2 separate regions of the Mus musculus genome follow, and region 2 is linked to region 1. The links are chromatin contacts, found by POLR2A ChIA-PET in ENCODE. All regions are on one chromosome and are shown on one strand. Each heading gives the region's core, a stretch centred on a gene start or an enhancer-like site at or near the end of the contact. The rest is flanking DNA. Distances are from core to core; before and after follow the strand shown. Region 1 overlaps Garre1 (granule associated Rac and RHOG effector 1). Region 2 holds the start of Lsm14a (LSM14A mRNA processing body assembly factor).

The links. ChIA-PET counts read pairs that join two places held with the same protein, here RNA polymerase II (POLR2A).
Region 2: POLR2A ChIA-PET joins it to region 1 with 36 read pairs in Patski. The contact joins the promoter of Lsm14a here to the enhancer-like site in region 1. POLR2A ChIA-PET finds 5 or more read pairs at or near these places in 3 of 5 experiments (Patski and embryonic stem cell).

What each region holds. Positions count from the first base shown.
Region 1 is chr7:34,264,797-34,267,874 of GRCm38, reverse strand. The region is part of intron 2 of Garre1 (granule associated Rac and RHOG effector 1); the gene reads left to right. Among named protein-coding and RNA genes, the nearest start is that of Gm12758, 32 kb to the right of the region's middle. RefSeq lists an enhancer at 1-2,720. Within about 2 kb of position 1,639, at least 1 of the 3 ENCODE cell types and tissues checked has a DNase peak (open chromatin) inside an H3K27ac peak, as active enhancers do.
Region 2 is chr7:34,388,184-34,390,997 of GRCm38, reverse strand. Lsm14a (LSM14A mRNA processing body assembly factor) reads left to right here and starts at 1,293. Exons shown (of 11, transcript NM_025948.3): 1 at 1,293-1,640. The coding sequence starts at 1,520. Gm12764 (predicted gene 12764) reads right to left here and starts at 2,385. Exons shown (of 2, transcript NR_169160.1): 1 at 1,990-2,385.

The sequences.
Region 1 (3,078 bases), core at 390-2,889:
GGACTCTGGTTATACCCATGTCTACAGTGTGGTAGATACTGTGCATACAGTATAAGAGAATAAGAAGGTTCATGTGCGCAACTGTTCTGCTTTGAGACCTAGTCTCACTCTGTAATCCACGTAGATTTTGAGTTTGTGGATCTCATGTCTCAGCCTCCTGAGTGCTAGGATTACAGGCATATACCATGGCACCAGGCTTGTGATATACCCGTCTTGGCCATCAGGAATTTCCAGTAAGCAGGGTTCTGTTTCAGTAGCTCCCTAACGATTATCTGCTTCCAGAATGTCTTCTCTTTAGTACCTACCCACTGTTGTTTTTATATCCTGGATCTTGTCACAGGCAGACAGGGCAACCTGGTGGTCAGAAATGTCTTTTAGAGTGAGACAGACATTCCTCACTTAAACCTACTTGACATTAAGCAAATTTATCTTTTTAAGCCTGTTTTGTCATATGTAAAATGGGTTACTTTACCATGTGTGTGGCTCCTGGCATGGGTTAAGGTGGTGGCTGTTGGTAGAGCTTCAGTGCTATTTTATACTTAAGTACCTGGCCTTGACTGTTCCACTCACCCATTCTCCAGCTTATCCAATCTGTTCTGCAGCCTTACATGCCCTGAGTCTGTGAGCTGAGAGAGCTGTCTGTGACCCTGGGACACATTCTTCCAAACCTGTGTGAGGACAGTCCCCAAGAACTGGCCCATCCCTGAGTCAAGGAGGGTGAGGTCTATTAAGGGCGTTGAGGGCTGAGCCAGGAAAGGAGATGAGATAAAGGGTGAGCAGAGACAGGAGCTTTGTCCTCTCAGAAGGTGATGTTTATGTGTCTGTTACTTGAGGTGACATTTTATAATAAGTAGTCACTGAAACCAGTTTCCAAGAGTCGGGCTAACTACTGGTTAGGTTGGCCTTTAATTATTTACAACGTGTATTTTGTCACAATCTTAATTGGGTTTATGCTTTACCCATCGTGGGAAAGAAGAGGGCAGTTCTTACAGAGAAGAACTGCAGCTTAAATGACTCATCTAAGGTCAGGTACATAATAAAGAGCAAAGACAGCAGACTGACAGCAGGATTCCACCTCCACCTCTCTAGCAGTGCATTAGGAGGACCCACCCCAGCCCCATGCTTCTGTGATCCAGATACCAGGCTTCACTGCCATTTCTCAGAGTGTTCCTTTCAGAGTAGGAAGTGAAGCTTTCTTCCTTGGTTTATCCTCAGAGAGCCTTTTCCTCACCACCTGCCAGGCAGCTTGTTCTCCAGCTGCATCTGACCTTGTGTCTATTTATGGCTTTGTTGTCTCTTAGCCCTATTAGGATGTAACCCTCCTGAGCACAGGGATTTTCTCATCCTCTTTCCTGTGTACCCTCAGGATTTTTGAGCTTTGTACATATTAGGCATTCATGTATTATATATTTATTATTAGAAGGAGCAAGTAATTTTCATTGGTCAGAAGCTGGGAGAATGTGACCCCAGAGCAGCATGGCAACTTCACTTACCCTCCATTTCTTTCTCCCATAGCTTGCTAAGAGGCCAAGAAAGAGGGGAGAGAGTGTGACCTGGAGGAGCCACCCAGCTCCTCTGTCGCTATAGGGAGCTTCCTGGTGCCCTTAGCCGGTGCCAGTTAAGACTGAATTTCTGTTGTGTGCCTGGTCCAGTGCTGCCACCCTCTGTCTGTTTGGATATTGAAAGTGTTGAAGACAAGAGGACATACTTGCTAAAATCGTAGAAGCTGAACACTGAATGAAGAGACTGTTCTGCTTGTTTGTTTTGTAACCTTTGTGCCTGGTTTCATAACTTGTCTAGCCTTAGTCTTTTTCTCTGTAACATAGAGATGACTTCATAGGGGTATTCTGGGATTTGTGACACAACCCATATGAACTCTGTAGTGTAGACCAAGTACATGCTGAATGCTTAGTTAAAGCCGACTGGTAGTGTGTATGGTACTAGACAGAGGGCGTGTATTCATGTCAGGAGTCTCTAGCTGGATTCTTAGGTCTGTGTCCCTCACCCTACCCTTCATAGCCGTAGCCTTAGTAGGGAGGAGCTCTGAGGAAAGGGGCAGTGGAAACCTAGGAGGTAGAATTCAGCTTTGATTTAGCTGTTCACTTAGAGGGTGGACACTTTAATATGAGCTTATTGTTTGTTTGTTTTTTGCTCTAGTTTTGGATGAAACTTTAAATTAACATGTTTGCTCTGGTGCTTTCTACAGGGGAGAAATCTTTTAGAGAGAATAGGTATTGGGAGCTGGCCTGTCCCAGTTTCTGTAGCAAAGCAGCTCTGTTGTGTGATGCTGGATTGGGTTTATGGTTAAGGGCAGCATCTGACTTAGATGTGGCTGAGTCTTTAGGCTGCTCCAAGGTACAAGATGGGGTGAGAGCGTCGGGACTCTAATGGATGTTAAATCTTTGAGAAAGGAGTGCAGACAGTTGGAGCAGCTGGGGTCTCACCAGATTGCCCAGGCAGACTTTGAACTTTCAATTCTCCAAGCTCAGGGTCTTTTTCAGCTAGCAGTTTCTCCTGCTTTTTAGAGAAAAACATAGGAAATCAACAAACATCACAGCTGTGCCCAAGTTAGAAAACCAGACTGGGAGTTGTACACTCCTGAAATCTAAGAAATTCAGGAGACTGAGGCAGGGGGATTGCAAGTCCAAAGCCAGCCTGAGCTACTTAGTGAGACCCTCCTGTATAAAGTACAAAGATAAAACGGAAGGAGGATGTTAGCTCTTCCTCATTCTGCTCCAGGCCCTGGGGATAGCTTCAGTACCACCAAAAACATACAGAGAAAGTAAGAGGGGGGGGGGGAGGTGGCAGTGGTGCAAACCTTTAGTACTAGCACTTAGAGGGGACAGAGACAGGTGGATCTCTGAGTTTGAGGCCAACCTGGTTTACAGATTGAATTCCTGGACCCTGTCTCCTGAAAAAGGGGGTGGGGGAGGAAGTCAAGTCACTAGGAAGCAAGAAAGGGAACAGCTTCCCTGGTCTCCAAGCAAATAATCTTTCATGGCTTAAAATGTTCATTTAACATTTTAACAATTTAGAACATTTGTCTATTAGCAGTGGGATTTGGGCTTCTATTATTGT
Region 2 (2,814 bases), core at 44-2,543, 120 kb before region 1:
CCGGTTGCTACACTTGGCCCCAAGGATGATGCAAACAGTGTCTAAAACCAGAAACCCTTCCTCAAAATATTTGCATTCTAGCCAAGAAGGGAGACAAACACTTATGACTAAATAGACAAATGCGATGGGGGGTAGGGAGGGAGCAAGGCAAGAAGAGGGGTGTAAAGCGAGATCTACTGTAGTTTTGTAAATACATCACCTCTTAGGGCAGCTTTGAGCAGAGTATAATGAACTGTGGAAGCTGTGAGAAGAAGGGATGCTTGGAACAGTATGGAGCTGTGTAACAACAAATTAAATCATCCATGCCCTCATAAGCCAAACTAGGAAGTCTGGTTTTCACCTTGTGTAAAATGTAACCTGTGGAGCGCACTGAGTAGACGGATGTTATCTTGAGTTGAACAAAAGTCCAAAATCTCTTGCTACTTGAACATGATTCCCCCTGACTGCTGTGTTAAGAAAAACCTAGTAGGGGTAAGAGAAATAGAATTCTTCGGGAGCTACTGCCAACAACTCTGGCCAGGGTAACTGAGGCGTTATATAGAGCTGTACGGATGGAGACGGTCCAGCCTGAACAGACAAGATTTATAGTTAGGACAGGTGTGGAGGTGTAAGACAATCCAGGACTGGGGTCTTAGCTACTAAGCAAACGTTCCCGGTTCATAGTTACCTCCGAGAACAAGCTAGAGGGACGAGTTTGGAGTAAAACCGAAGAGTTACATCTCTGGATGCAAAGTTTTAAGATGCCAATTTGGTATCCGATCGGAGAGATGATCGTTATTAAGAAAGTGGAGCTGACATTAAGTGATCAAAGCGGCAGAGAAACACTTGGACTGGTGTTTCTTGCATAGTTAGTGACCGGGAACATCTTGAAAGCTAGGACACGGATCAAGCCGCATAAAAAGGGTTGGACTCAGTTTGGGGGACAGAGTCCCAGAGCCTCCCGGAGCGGCAGCCCTTGGAGTGTGAGACTCCTCAGGCGAAGATGGCTGCTCTGGCGTTTACAGTGAGAGTTCCGTGGCCCGCGGAGAGCGGCTCCGGAGCTGGGAGGCGACCGCTTACAAAGACTCTGGGCTCGTACCAAAGTGCAGCCCGCCTAGAAATGGCAGAGGCCGCAGTCAGCATCACCAGGCGGGATGGGCCCTCGTCTAGTCTTCCCGCGACATCTAGGTGCCGTGAAAACCTTCCACGTCGGGAGCGCAAGCCAAGCGCTCTGGGCCGCCGCGGAAAGAGCCCGGGACCGTCCGTGAGCTCGGCGAGTCTCGCGAGAAAGCACGCCGCCTCGCCCTCCCGGCATGCCCTGCGCCGCCGCCGCTGCTGCCGCCGCCGCCGCCGCCGCGCCGCGGTTTGAGGGCGGGAGGCTGGGGGAGGGTAAGCGGAGCCGGCGCGGCCGCCATGTTGGTTCTGAGGCGGCTGCTGTGAGGCGCCGACGGAGGGAGCGAGCGAGCGGGCGGGCGGGCGGAGCGGCGGGCGCAGCGCGGGATCTGACTGAGTGCGAGCGGCGGGCGACGGCGGCGGCGCCATGAGCGGGGGCACCCCTTACATCGGCAGCAAGATCAGCCTCATCTCCAAGGCGGAGATCCGCTACGAGGGCATCCTCTACACCATCGACACCGAGAACTCCACGGTAGCCCTCGCCAAAGGTACGGCGGGGCGGGCCTCGGGGTTTTGGGGGGCGCGGGTAGAGCGCCCCGCCGCCCTCGCGCTCTTCTCCCTCTGCGGTCCTCACGGGCCTCGCTCCCTCCCGGCCCCCAAGCGACAAGGGCCGGGCTGCGGCCTCCCCGGGCTCCCCGGGCTGCTTCCTTTCCCCCGAAGCTCCGCGCCTTCCATCCGGGGAACGAGTGCGCGGCGCCCGGGGCGGGGCGATGCTAAAGTCCCGGGAACCAGCCGGAGAACACACCCAGGTTCGCGGCTTCCAAGACCGAAATTCGGTCGTTCCTTCTTCGGAAGCGCCGAACAAAGCCGGAGGAGTCGAAGAATCTTGACGCCTACCTCGAGATGAATGCGGATGTGTTGATTCCTCGGGCACCCATTTTCTCAGCGTTCTTCGTCTGGGTCGGTGGCGACGGTTGTCGAGTGAACTCCTAAGGAGTGTGCTCCAAACTTTGGGTTTGCGCCGCAGACTTGTGATCTCGAAAGGCCGTTTCGTACCGTCCAGTCGATCGCATCCCGTTTGTCTCCTCTGTGATTGTTACCTGTTATGCCGGAATTCTTATGCAACCGAAGGGTGCGCGTTAAAATGCTTGCTTGCTGTCCCCATGGGCCAATTTTCTGGAACCCTGGTAGAAAGGAAAGTTTAAGTTTTGATGATCCGGGACTCTTGTACACACTTCAGAGCGAGTACTATCGGGGCGCTGACCGACTCCGCTGTACTTGGGGAGAGGAAGTTGTGTGGAAGGGGATCCCCCCCTACTTACCCCAACCCCATAGTCTGTACAGTCGATACAGTCAATTTGTGGGTTTTGTTTCCGTTCACGCGTGCTAGTGACAGGAAGGCACAAAGAAAATAAACTTGAGTTTCTGATCCTAGGGGAAGTCTTATAACAGTTTCTGATACCAGGGAGGTCTATTTTCCTACCACACCTAGTAGAATTGTTAAGAACTAAGTATGCTAGGAAAAAAGGTCCTAGGGATAGCAAGATTCTAAATCTAAAAGCATTTTTTATAGATGCTTCTTTTAACAGTTTCAGTTTCTTGAATTATACCTAATAGGGGGTAGGGGTGTGGCTTGATTGACAGCTCTTCTCTAGCAAGTGGGAGATCTGGGTTCCCTCCCCAGAACCACAAAAACAAAGCTTAAAAAAGGGACACTATAAA